Linked DNA regions of Homo sapiens: region 2 is linked to region 1. Evidence: chromatin contacts called from ENCODE Hi-C or POLR2A ChIA-PET data. All regions are on one chromosome and are shown on one strand. The core of a region is the stretch at or near the end of the contact, and the rest is flanking DNA. Distances in the headings are between cores, read along the strand shown.

Region 1 (6,931 bases), core at 3,021-5,520:
AAGATGACAAGTGTTTTTAATTTTTTTTTAAAAAAAGGGACTGAGCAGTTGTTGACTCTGGTTGAAAGACATATAATTTGATTATATTACGATTAGTAGTAGTATAAAAAATTAGCCTATAATTGTAATTTTCTGAAGCTTGGAATCAAAGAGTTACAAACAGAACTCAGGATGTACACTGAATATACTACACCCTGGCATTTTCAAAGATTTTTAAAACTGTTGTTGTTTATTTAAACTCCATTTCCAACATTAGCCTGTTCTTTTCATTTGGTGCCACAAAGACATCTAGTGAGGTCAAGTATGTGGTTGGCCAGGTTCTAGATAATTGAGGTCTCACTGCAAGTTCTACCACAGTGACCATGTGCTCTGCCTGTAGCTGAGTTTCCTGAGTGTTCCCAACAAGTTCTGTAAGTGTGCTAAGCATGTTTTTGAATGTTCCAGTTTAGATTGGACATGAAGAGCTGAAAACAGGATTTCATAACCCTTGATACCAGTCACTAAAACATTTCCACCAAGAACAACTCAATTTTCATCTGAACTTATAAATGGACAATATCTAGTGCTTTGGGCATGAATGCTGCCAGTCTAGGGGGAAACCAAATAAAATGCCAGGCTGCAGCCCCCTATGCCATCCTCCAGACCAGCAGCTGGCCTCTTCTTCACTTCTTCCCATTATATTTAGTCCTCTCTTTCCCTCTGCTAGTTCTCCAGAGCAGCCGGCTCAGGTCCATGACAAGTGCCCCAGGCAGATGGGGCAACCTGGGCAGGAGCCACAGAGGTTGCAGAAGGCTCCTGGGCAGATCCTTGGAGGGGGAAGCCAAGAAACACCTTGCCTTATCCTTGGGAGGGCTGGACTCCACTGGAAACACACAAAGATCGCCTAGACCTTGGGCTATCCCACCTCCCAAGGGCCATGGGTGGGCACAGAATTTGTACTTTCTGGAAAAGAAGAAGGTTGGTTACTGGAGAAAGTTCAGCCTGATGATAATTATCTGTAAAGCACGCAGACACCAAGAACTTTTCAACATCAGGCTATGGATTTGGCGAGGCCCAGAGTTTCTCAACGTTGGCACTACTGATGTTTTGGGCTAATCTTTGTTGGGGCTAGGGGGCTGTCCTGTGTAGAGACAGATATAGAATGCTTAACAGCATGTCTGGCTCCCTCACACTGGATGCCGGTAGCTGTGACCCACCTGCAGCTGTGACAACTGAAAAAAAATACCTCTAAACATTGCCAAATGTCCCCTGGGGGGCAAATCTGCTCTCTTCCCTCCCCTTGAGATCCCCCTGGGCTAAGGAAATGCTCTGAGATGAGCAAGATGCGGGAAAACAGAAGGAATCCCCCCCGCCCGCCCCCCAAGACGGAGTTTTGCTCTTGTTGCCCAGGCTGGAGTACAGCGGAGTGATCTTGGCTCACTGCAACCTCCAGTTCAGGTGATTCTCCTGCCTCAGCCTTCTGCGTAGCTGGGATTACAGGCATGCACCACCACGCCTGGCTAATTTTTGCATGTTTAGTAGAGACGGGGTTTCACAATATTGGCCAGGCTGGTCTCAAACGCCTGACCTCAGGTGATCCACCTGCCCCAGCCTCCCAAAGTGCTTGGATTACAGGCGTGAGCCACTGCACCTGGCCAAACAGAAGCAATTTACACCTCAGAGCAAGCGTTTACCCAGCACTTCTCACTCAGTAACTCACTGGATAAAGGGATCCTGCAGGCTGAGTATCTCATCACTCCCATTTTACAGATGAAAAATTTTTGATGCTGAGTGACTTGCCCAAAGTCACCCAGCAAGGAACAGTGCCTGGGCTTGAACCTAGATGTTACACTCCAAACTCAGTTCTCTATGACTACAAAGCACACTGGGTTTAAATCAGCAGAGATTCTCTTTTGGCTGTGGTGAGAGCCCCTCCCTTCCCCCATGCAAAGAAGACGGTTAAATATTGAAGGAGGAGGAGGAGGAGAGTGTTTAGGGCTTTTCTATTTAATAGCTTTGGTCTTCACAAACTTTTTTCTCCAAGCACCAAGTTGATGGGGATTGCTTTTTCTTGAGTGTCAGCAGGATCATAGAACTTTCAAGTCACAAATAAAAGATGCTACAAAGATCTGGGTTGGTCTGTGACTACTGGAAGAAAGGGAAAAGTTGCCAGGCTTCACAGAATCTTCTGGGTGGCCATTTCACTCTGCTGAAAATTAGGCCTGACAATGGTTTATGTTTTTTTAAGAGATCACTCATGGACCCATTCAGCATACTCACAGCCCTTGGCAACGTTCTGATGGGCTTAAGGCAACAGTGGACTTCACCTCAGCTTTCATTAAAATCCCTCACCCCCAAAAGCTGACCTCCAACAATACAGGAAGCTTGAAATGGAGTAAGTCACAAAGCCAGGTGTGTTTAGACCCATCTTCTCATTCTGGGTGATCTGGGCCTCTCGCTCGGCAGCAGGCCTGTTCATGTAGCCAACACTTAGAGTCTTCTCTGTTTCCAAACTACTTTGGGGAATCAAATTAATTTGCATTGTCAGTTTGAGGGAGAAGAAAATAACCCATAGGACAGAAAGGATTCCTTCATTCTACGACAACATGATGTTCCATTTGGTGGAAACAAAAATGAGTATTTAGGTAAAAACATTTATCAGCCCCAAAACTCTAACTTTGTAAAAACAGAATAGAAGATACTAGAGGCTGAAAAGTGTAAAGGGAACAGAGGGATGGGGAGAAATTTGTTAAAGGTCTCAAAATTACAGCTAAAGAGGAAAAATCAGTTCTAGTGTCCTAAACCACTGTAAGATGATTATACTTAACAATAATATATTATATAGCTTCAAATATCTAGCAATCATATATTACAATATTATTATTACATAGTTTACAATTATTATGTAATATATGATTGTTACTATGTATAATCATATATTACATAGTTTCAAATAGGAGAATATTGAATGCTTATATAGTAACATACATAGTAACATTCATATATTACATAGTTTCAAATAGAAGGAGGATATTGAATGCTTCCAACCCAAAGAAATGATAAATGCTTGACAGGATGGAGATGCTAATTAACCTGATGTGATCACCATAATGACATTAATATGTATCAAAACATCACTATGTATCCCATGAATATGGACAATTATTTGTCAATTTAAAAAAATCAAATATTTTTCAAAAACTCTAACTTTAGAGGGAAAGGAAAAAGGGAAAATAGCCTGGGTGCAATGGCTCATGCTTGTAATCCCAGCACTTTGCGAGGCTGAGGTGGGTGGATTACAAGGTCAGGAGTTCGAGACCAGCCTGGCCAACATAGTGAAACCCTGTCTCTACTAAAAATACAAAAATTAGCCGGGCATGGTGGCGCAAGCCTGTAGTCCCAGCTACTCAGGAGGCTGAGGCAGGAGAATCGCTTGAACCCAGGAGGTGGAGGTTGCAGTGAGCCGAGATTGTGCCACTGCACTCCAGCCTGGGCAACAGAGAGAGACTCCGTCTCAAAATAAATAAATAAATAAATAAATAAAAGGGAAAATGGGGAGAAAGAGCTATTGGAGACTGTGAGATAATGGTCTCATCTTAGACCCTCTTCTCCAAAGAAAAGAAAACAGGCTTAGAGGTGGCAAGGTAGAACTGAAACACAAATCTGGGCCTTCCACTAATATATGAATGTCTTAAGACTGAGATATAAGGCCTGGCGTGGTGGCTCACGTCTGTAATCCCAGCACTCTGGGTAGCCAAGGTGGGCAGATCACCTGAGGTCAGGAGTTCCAAGACCAACCTGGCCAACATGGTGAAACCCCGTCTCTACTAAAAATACAAAAAAATTAGCCAGGCATGGTGGTGGGCACCTGTAATCCCAGCTACTGGGGAGGCTGAGGCAAGAGAATCACTTGAACCTGGGAGGTGGAGGTTGCAGTGAGCCGAGATTGTGCCACTGCACTCTAGCCTGGGCGACAGAGAGAGACTCCATCTCAAAAAAAAAAAAAAAAAAAAAAAAAAGACTGAGAAATAGCTTTGCTCTCTTAATAAAAAAAAAAAAAAAAAAAAAGCAGGACATGGAAAAGTCCCCTCCCCTGACAACTGCAATTTCTCAAGTCTTATCTGCCGGCAAACCTCACTATTAGTTCAACTTCACAAAACAAACAATTCTTATTACAGGACTCTTAGTCATTCTGTTTTTCACTTTCTTCCACAGAGCAGAAGCCATTAGGTCTGGGTATCCTCTCTCTGCCCTCTTTTCCCAGACCTGGTTCCCAGCCTCCCGCCTCCTGCAGTCAGGTCTGCCCGAATCGGAGCACCATGAATCACTTCCTGTGGGCAGACTGCACGCTTGGGGGTGGGATTTACTTTCTTTCTTTCTTTCTTTTTTTTCCTGGAAAAGATTCTCACAGACTTTTGGGGTAAAACAAGTGGAACCAGGCGATGATAACTGGCGGCCTTGTTCTATCAAAACAAATCTTAAAGTTTCCAAAGACTTAGAGAAAATGTCAGGCGGGCATTCCTGACTGGGGGCGGGGGTTGGGGAGAGGTGAAGAGGGCAAATGAGGAGGTTTTGTGTTAATTGCACAGTTTTGACTTCCTTAATTATGAGTCACCGGCTAGAGAGATAAAACAATGTCACAAGTGCTGCATAACATGCAACGGGTCAACCGGGCGACTCAGTGACATTCACGCGGAGAGGCAGTGCCTCAGGACAAGCGCTCACTCCAGTGATTTTACAACAATTCCTAGCAAATGTCACACAGTATGGTTGGGACATTTACAACCATCTCAGTCTTATGACATTTACAACTCAGTCTCTTCTTTTTAAAAGAAGCCCCAAAGCCTTCAGGATTTGCAAACCTTTCAGTTAGCCACTGTTGGGTATGAATGGGGAGCTGGAAGTAAAGGAAGGGTGGGAAATGACCATGTTTCTTGAAAAAGTTAGTTTAAGGACCATGGAGGTAAAGAGGTACCTTTACATGCAAAAAATGCAGCATTTGCATGACAGCAATTGCTAACGTTCCATACACATTCTCTTGCTTTCTGAACCAAAGCTTTACAAGCTTATATAAGCAGTTTCCATCCCAAATGGTAACAAAGAATGGGTGCCCTGTATATTCTGGCATCTGTACCCTGAGGACAGTTAAGTGGCCAATTAGCATTCCTTTCTGTCTAAGGGTACAGACCTCCTATTGTACCTAAAAAAAAAAAGGTTCTGGTTCATTGGGGCAATTCACCTAAGACAGCAAAGAACCCCTATGGGCAGGAAAACAGGAATTCCACACAAGCAAGAAAGGAGGACTTCAGAGAAGCCAGGCCCACACTTAACAATGTCAGGGTGGCAACAGCCCTCCTCGATTAAGCCGGCCTCATCAACTAAGTGGCCCTTGTCTGAAAGCTGCATCCCTAAAACAGCTACAATCAGGAACAAGCAAAGGGTTCCAGGTGAGGCGTCCTCCCGCTGGGTCCTAGATACTTACAACTCTCCCCGGTATCAGCCCACCCAGTCCCAGCTGAGATTCAGAGCACCTGCCCACCCACCACCTCACCCCCACTTCCTAGACAGGCCTAATTTACAGGCATAGAAACTCAAAATGCTGAACAGGCCCAAGTAGTGGAGGTAAAATGTTGCAGCCACAGTATCTGAATGTGAGGCTCCTGCACTCTTGGCCACCAGCATAGTGCGCTGAGGTGCAGGTGGGGACAGAGCCCTTGGAGGTCCAATTATCTTCCAGCTCAAACAGTAACCCACTCTGTGGCTCTCTGCTAAGAATGACCTCTCTCCATCCTCCCCTCCTCGAACTCTTACAGTCCACCATCCCCACTGTCCCACACTCTTCAAATTCATCATCATTTAGCACCAAAGGCCTGGTATGATGAAGTGACTTCTGTGTGTTTCTGACTTCCCTTCCCAACTGTGCCAGGAGCTCCTTGAGGGAAAGGAAACCTAGCTTAACTTTGCCTGCATCCTGGATGGAGCGAGGGGCTTGCAGGTCACATTTGCTCAGAAAATAGTAATGGTAATGGAATTATTAGCTGATAGCGTGCATCAGCAACTGGTAAGCTTCATAGTACCTTTCAGAAGACGTAGGAAATAAGCAAAGATCTCAGGCTGCCCACCAGCCTTGTGAACCCGATCAAGAAGTCAAGCCTCATAGCAAAGGGATCCACAGACGCACATTACTGCCATGGGCCCAATACCAGAAATGTTCTTTAAGCAATCAGCTGGTCTTGAGAGGTGCAATTAAAAACAGCAGGGGAATGACAGCCACAGGTGCCAGTTAGGCGAAAGCAACCAGCGGGGAAGTGCAGGAAGCTAAAATGTTTTTGAATGAGGAAGCTCTGCCCACTTGCCATACCAGGGAGAGAGAGTCATCTGTGGCTAAGGTTGTAGGCAGACATTAAATACAGCGATTTGCAATAAACTTGCTCAACAAATATTTGTTAACTGGAGATTTTTATCAAGTGTTGGATTTAATAGAGGAGAAAGCACACAGATATATGGCCCACACTGGGGATGGACTGGAGCCCTGGCTGCTCATTAGATGACAGGGGTGTGTGTGGCCCTCCCTCTGGCTGTGCTACCGACTCATGGAGGAGTCTTTAGGTATGGATTATCTCATTTAAAAAATGATGGGTTCAACGGATCTCTAGTGTCTTCTCACCTTCTAGTACCTTCTAGCATTCCAAATACCTGTGAAATACACTAATTTGCAGGGGGAAGTGGCTTAAAGGTGTTCTGTGTCTACACTTCTCATTCCTTCAATGCTTTTAGGCACCTAGGGCCTTGGAGAAAACCTGAATCATAATATAGCAGCAGAGCAAATAAGTAATCAAAAATGTGGACTACCAACAAAAATTCCTCTTCCCTACTGTACATGGAGCAACAAACAGAAAGGATGAGAGAGAAAACTTCAGAACTTTGACTCTTTCTGCAGGTTAGAAGCAAA
Region 2 (6,834 bases), core at 891-3,390, 48 kb before region 1:
TGGTTTGTGTTTGATGAATATGATCACAAAGTTTGAAGGTCCATACATAAGTGCTGGAAGGTAAGGGAAGACAAGAATAAACATTTTTCCCCTGAGAAAATCATGTGTTATGTAATAATTTTAGAGTGATGAAGACATAGATATTTTTATAATTTTAAAATATGCCATCTTGCCAGAGTATGAGAAGATTGACAGAACCAGTTTGCTTGCTCTCTATTTATAGAACTTGGCCACGTCTAATTCAGAGAAGCTAGAGATTCAGGGAAGCTAGACTTAGATGGTTGAGTAATATGGGATGTGGTTCAAGGACCATAGAGCATGTTAGGCCATTCCTGCAAACTACTTCTAACACGTGAAATGTGATATATGGCTAATTTCCTGGTCCCACTGTGGAGAGGTCGGGATCAACATTTTTGCCATGGCTTGTCAGATTCATTTAACCTTGGGCCAGTCTCTTAACAATGGGCGTTGAGAGAGCATGTGGAATGCCCCTTGCCTTGCCTTGGCCTGCCATGGAAAAGCAGTCTTAGAAGAATCACTGTCTAAGGGTAAGATGAGAGCTCTGTAAACTATTCTGAGCTTCAGCGTTTGCCGATACAAAGCTAAATTTAGCAAACGTGTCCAGTGTGGTCAGAGGTTCTGATTCATTAGGGGTTCTGATTCATTGAACGTTCTGATTGATGGAGACAAGAGTTTCAGTGAATGTTCTAATGCATTAGATTTGCTCTTCACTCTCTGCTGCCCCTGTTAATTTTACAATAGACAATTTAGCTACAGCATTATGTCATTAAGTACCAAATCTTATTAGAGGACTATAGGTGGAGTAAGTGTAAAAAAATCTGGTCATGTGTACTGAACCCAGTACTATGTTAGTACAAGGTTAGTTTGAAAACAACCCCGTTAACTTTCCCATAATTTGTATGTCTCATGAAAGTAGAATGCTGACTGTGCGGCATAATTCTAGTATTTTCGATTCCACTCAGGGTTTAGTGATCCATCCTGGCATCTTTGGCATGTAAGCTCTTACAGAAAACGTCTTAGAGATCCTGTAAAGTTCATACTTTGGCATTACATATGCCTGTTGTTAACATCACAAAGCTTGCTCTTAATGTAGGTATCCTTACTCAGAATTAGGTTCTAGCATAGGAAGTATCTTGCTCTATCCTAAGTTGTTCCTCTGGTTTGCAGAAGAATTAACAAAAAAGGTAACAGCAATAGCGTATTCCCACTCTTAGGGATTTACAGTTCTACTTTGTTTCCTTTTGAAAACATTGTGATTCAAAACCTGGCCCTAATGGTTATTACTGCATCTTTGGAACACAGGCCTGGGGGTGAAAAGAAAAAAAAAAACTTTTAAAACCCCTTTCTGTGTATCCATTGTTATGCCCAAACACTTCCTCCGCACAACTACAGATCTGGGAGGCATAACCAGGCACCCCAAGCTGCTTGCTTATGCCCAGTTTACTGACTAGGAAGCCTCTTGGGTTCTCTCTAATGAAGTGTCCAATCATTGCTCCTGCCCTTGCTATTATCAGCCAGGTGGCTTTAATGCTATTACACAAAAATGTGGACTAAGGCCTAGGGTAGGAACTTTATGGAAACAACAGCATAGTTTAGGAGAGAAAAGATTCTTTTAATCTGAATTCCAAGGACATGGCCTGCAACAATCATGCTTCCCCAGGAAATTCTCAGGAAGTCATTAATGGTGAAGTTAGACGGCCTTAAATTTGTTCCTTCTACCCTGGTGAGAGCAGAAACAAGAACCCAGGGTCCAGCCAACACTGACTGTGAACGTCGTTGGTGCCAGAATCTGAGCTAGGTGTGGCAGAGGACACAGACTTGAGTCAGGATGTAGTTTCTCCTTTCCATGAGCTCAGAGTCCAACTCAGGTGGGAGCAGGGGGCAAACCAGACAAGGTCACAAAAGACAATGCCAAGACAGCATGTGAAGAGTGCTGTGACCAGCCCTAATGGCTGTGGGAAGGAGAGAACACAGTGGGTTGGGGAGAACAGGAAGTGTATCTTAGAGCAATGGTTCTCAGAAGTGAGCTATGTCACAGTCACCTGGAGGGCCCCACTCCAGAGTTGCGGCTTCAGTAGGCCTGGCGTGGGGCCTGAGAATTTGCATCTTTAACATCTGTGTGATAACCGATGCTGCTGGTTCGGTCCTGGGACCCACTTTGAGAACCGCTGACTTAGGGGAAATAATGCTGCTTGGGTCGAGCTAGAAGGATAAAGGATTGGGACAGATAGGTGAGTGGAGGCAGCAAAGTTGTTGGAGTTATGGCTTGAACAAAGGTACGGAAAGAAGAGTGAGGGGATGTGCTGGGAAAATGCAAGGAGTCCACATAGAGAAATGGTGGCAGATGAGGATGGGGTGATGCTGGAGGGGACCTTGTAGAGTCTGTGCCTACTCTGGAGGTAAGTGAGGAGCCAAAGGTTTTGAGCAGAAAAGGCATCTAACCATAATTACATTCCAGGAAAACGTGGCAGCAGTATTAGCAGTTTTTCTGTCTAACCAATTAGCTGTGTTGAGAAAGAGTCTGAGGCTGAGGATGGACCCAACCCGGTGACGAGTGGTTTTTGCCATGGATAGAAATAGAGAAGAGGGGAATTTTGCCATATATTTGCTATCCCTGGACTGCAGAGACACAGATTAGAATTTTGGAATAGCTGTGATAGCAGGTAATCAGGAACTATATTCCTTCAGTCATATATAAGGACTTGCTGTAAGCACTGTGGAAATGTATATAAAATATACTGCTAAGATAGAATTTACTAGATATGGACACTGATTCATTTACTCGGCAAAAATATGTGGTGGCCAAAAAGAAGCCAGGGATAAGAGAATAAAATGTAAACTCTGCTCTCAAGGAACTCACAGCCTAGAGAGGGGACTGTGGCAACAGAGATAGATGTTTATGAGAGGCTTCCTGGAGGAGATGTCTGAATGGAGGCACAAAGCATTAGTAAAAGTTAGCCAGGCGAACTGGTGGTGTGCTGGGGAGCAGGGGCTGGGCCAGGGAGAAGTTGATGTTCTAAGCACAAGCAGCCATGAAGACAAGGATGATCCATGAGGACTGCAAGTTGCCGGATTGTAGAGGTTAAGGCAGGGAGCAGTGAATGCTAGGTAAGGGCAAAGGAGGGCCAAATGCTCCAGGGCAAAGACCTTAGAATGTGTGCAGTGGACTAGGGGAAGCATCTATGGTCAGATTGGTTACTGGGGGCAGTATGAAGGGTGCCTTTATAGGAAAGCCATCTGGAGGCTAGGAGACCTGTTATGATGCTGGTGCAGTTGTCCAGGCACTAGAAGACCTGCAGTTTAGGGCGGTGCAAGTGGGACTAGAGCAGAGAGATTGGAGAAGCGGGACTGTGTGGAGGTGGGGAGCAGAGGACTGGTGGACTGCTGTGGCTTCTGTGGATGTAGGTTGGGTCAATGGTCATGTCTAAAACAGGGCTGAAGGCCAGAGGATGGTTTTAAGAGAAACCATGAATTCTGTTTATTTGATTGTGAGTTTGAGGTACTTGTGGCCCCTCCGTGTGCCAGCAGCCAGCAGTCAGCTGGACATGAGTCTGAAGCTCGGGATTAAAGTCTGGGCTGTAAGTACTGATTTGGGAGTCATTAGCGTTTATGTGGCTTGAAATCATCAGGGTAGATGAGATCACTTAGGGAGGAGTCAGCAGAACAGTGGTCTGGGAATACCAACAAGGAAGCAGGCAGAAGAGGTGTAGGCCCAAGAAAAAGAGCAGATTGTACGAGAGGGCCAGGGAGAACCGGGAAGTTCAGGGAGTAGGACCTTTCCAAAAGGGAGATGGCAGCAGCAGAGAGGTGATGGAGGGCAAGGAAAAGAAATGCGTCAAGCTGCTCTGGGCTTGGAAAATGGGAGTGAAGAGGCTACTGATAAAATCTGGGGAAGCATAAAAGGGAGCTGGCTCAAGTGAGGTGGGAAGATGATTCAGTTTGGGGGCGCTGTGTTTTGGATCACGTCTAACAAATAGCTGGAATTTTAAAATCGTGCATCTCAAGGAACAGGTTGGGTTAAAAGGACGGGTTTGGGTCAGCTGTTGACCCAAACAGCTACATAAACCCTTGAGGAAAGCTGTTAAGGGGGTAGGAAGGTGGAAGAACCAACCAAATCATCATAAAGGCAGGAATTTGTTGCAGTTCTCAGAGGCCAAATCTATAGGCCCTTACGGTGCAACCTGCCTCCTCTTGGTAAGGGAGGTGTTTAGATGATGCTGGGGAGGTCCTTAGGAGGACTGCTGCAGATGTGGTCACACCAGATGATTACTCCAACCCATTTCATCCTTCTCCCCCGAACTCTGCTTATTCAGACTCTTAAAAACCAAAAGGCATTTTACTTCTTTTTTTTTTTTTTTTTTTTTTTTTTTTTGAGACAGACAGTGTCTCACTCTGTTGCCCAGGCTGGAGTGCAGTGGTATGAGCACTGCAACCTCCACCTCCTGGGTTCAAGCGATTCTCCCATCTCAGCCTCCCAAGTAGCTGGGACTACAGGCGTGCACCACCACACCCAGCTAATTTTTGTATTTTTTGGTAGAGACGGGGTTTCGCCATGTTGGCTAGGCTGGTCTCAAACTCCTGACCTCGAGTGATCTGCCTGTCTCTGCCTCCCAAAGTGCTGGAATTACAGGTGTTGAGCCACCACGCCTGGCCAACAGTTTACATTTTAATCAGCGTTTTTCTTTATCCATTCTTTATCCACATCTTCTGGGGTCAGTGTAAGATCTAGCCAAGGAAACAACTTTGAAGTCCCTTTCTCCTTGGGTGTTTTGAATTCAAAATGAATTTTCACAGGTGCTAACAGTCATCTGAGCTGGCAGATGTGGAAACCAAGTTAGTTACTTGTGAACCTCCATGCCTGTGGGAAGACAAATCTGGTGGCATTTAAGACACCCTGACAATATGGAGGAATCAGGCTAGGAGGGACTAGCAGAGGCAAGAGGTGGCAGGGCTTGAGGTTGGGTTGGTGTCATTCATTTGCCAAAGGCCTCGGGGTACAGAGGAAGTAAAATATAAAATGGCACTGCAGAGATAGCATCAGTGGGACACATGGTGTTTAGGTTTGCGGAATAGCGAGATACACCCATTGAGAAACTTTTGACCTTTGTGCAGATGGCCCAGGGGCTTCTGCTGGCACTGCATGTTGCCCTTGGTGAGTGAATGAGGGCAGCTGGGTATTACATGAGGACCACAGCAGAATGTGGCCTGGTACATCATTGGTCAAGGTATATCTGGGCTTACAGACATTTTCCTCTGGTCCTCCTGAGCCCTGAAGTCCCTGGGACCCCCGCCTCGGCTCCCTTTTAAATCTTCTCTCCACCCAGAGACAGCAGCAAGAATCAGACTGAGCTCCTGGCACAGGAGCTTTTCCATGAAAAGTTTATTAGAAGGGCACTTACAAGAGGAAGAGAGGGAATGAGAGGACACAAATCTTTAACAATAGGGGTACAATGCTTAAACAGGTGCTCTGCTTTTAAGATATAAAAGTTAGAAAAATCTAAAACACTATAAATACATACATGCTTTTTACAAAGTTATTAAAAGGTCAGGCTGGCCGAATAGTGAAGGTAATCAACACAGTCAATGTTCTATTCCCCATCCCTCCACACACATCAGAGTCCAGAACAGCCGAGTTGCAACAGCAGCAGTGAAGGTGAGTGAAGGCTTCTTGGATAGATGGCTCCATCTCTCTGTAATGCTTTCACCCCTAGCAAGGGAGTGGGGCTTGGTTCAGAGGACCCTTGTGGAAGGGCCCAGATTTGACTCAGAGCTGTCTGTTTTTACACGCGGCCACTTGTTTAGCCAGCCTGGTTTGGTGTTTCTGGATGCTGAGCCAAAAAGCCACTACACCCTCCACCAACATTCAGAACTGGCTGTGCCCCAACTCTTCCAGCCACTGTCCTTGGGAGGAGAGACCTTTCCAACTTTCTTAAAAAAAATTAAATAGTTATCTGTCTGAATGGTTTTAAGAAATTATTACATAAATATAAAAACACCAGAATACTAGAGTATACATTACTTCTGCATTAAAAAAAAATCCATTGCAGAATCACTGAGAATTTCTCAATCCAGTTTACATGAGGCAAGTTTCTTTTCTATGATAGCTGTGTTTTTGAAAAGTTGCCTGTTTAGCCCATCATCTCCCCACCATCACCTCCCCATGGGAGATGCTTCATCATCATTTTGGATCCATGTCCTCTTGCGTACGTTTTTCTGCTTTCCCTACCCACTTGAGAAGCGGCTGATGCTCCTTAAACTGTGATGAAAATACATTGTGAAGACGGTTACCTGAAAGGGGCCTACAAGGGAACATCTTTGCCACACAAAGACAGTACAGCTTCGCTGTGTTGAGGTTTGGTTCTGGTAAAATGGGGACACGTTTATTTTGGGGGAACTCCCAACTCTAGCCAAGTCACACAGTAAGAAACAGGGTCCAGGGCTAAACGGGTGCACTCTCTTGCTGCTGGTATCCCCCTTGGTGAACAGTCCTACAAGCAGCCTGCAGATTCTTCTCCCTACATCTCCTGTAAGGACGAAGGAGTGGTGTAACCTGAGCTCCGGCCCTGTGGAGACCCTCATGAGGCCTGAGGCTAAGAATGAAACAGATCTTTGCTTCTTCCCCAGATTACTTACATACGTGCATGCCATGCACACACTACTTCAAACCTTTCTGTAGTCTTGAGTAAAAGCATTTAGCCTGGAATATGTCCAAACTCTAGGAAGCCAAGGGGAGATGGAGAAAAATAAACAAACTAAGCACATGATATGTGCTATAGCTCACTTCAGTATATTAACGATGGTTTAAAAAAATAA

Evidence for each region. Hi-C counts contacts between places; a loop is a spot of excess contacts on that map. ChIA-PET counts read pairs that join two places held with the same protein, here RNA polymerase II (POLR2A). Pooled maps may share reads with other maps.
Region 2: a loop to region 1 is called in a map of endothelial cell of umbilical vein, with 5 times the contacts of the local background. The contact joins two enhancer-like sites. A Hi-C loop is called at or near these places in 7 of 168 maps with a recorded cell type or tissue (CD14-positive monocyte, Right ventricle myocardium superior, ascending aorta and 4 more) and 9 of 50 pooled maps. POLR2A ChIA-PET finds 5 or more read pairs at or near these places in 12 of 52 experiments (AG04450, Caco-2, MCF 10A and 9 more).

The regions. Positions count from the first base shown.
Region 1 is chr15:67,147,915-67,154,845 of GRCh38, reverse strand. All of the region lies in intron 1 of SMAD3 (SMAD family member 3), which reads right to left. Among named protein-coding and RNA genes, the nearest start is that of SMAD3-AS1, 4.4 kb to the right of the region's middle. RefSeq lists enhancers at 227-396, 1,399-1,568, 4,092-4,899, 5,707-6,514, 6,893-6,931. Within about 2 kb of position 4,270, at least 31 of the 41 ENCODE cell types and tissues checked have a DNase peak (open chromatin) inside an H3K27ac peak, as active enhancers do; they include gastrocnemius medialis, where a contact is called at or near this core.
Region 2 is chr15:67,193,722-67,200,555 of GRCh38, reverse strand. It overlaps SMAD3 (SMAD family member 3), which reads right to left. Exons shown (of 9, transcript NM_005902.4): 9 at 5,387-6,834. Among named protein-coding and RNA genes, the nearest start is that of SMAD3-AS1, 50 kb to the right of the region's middle. RefSeq lists an enhancer at 1,741-1,870. Within about 2 kb of position 2,140, at least 4 of the 41 ENCODE cell types and tissues checked have a DNase peak (open chromatin) inside an H3K27ac peak, as active enhancers do; they include gastrocnemius medialis, where a contact is called at or near this core.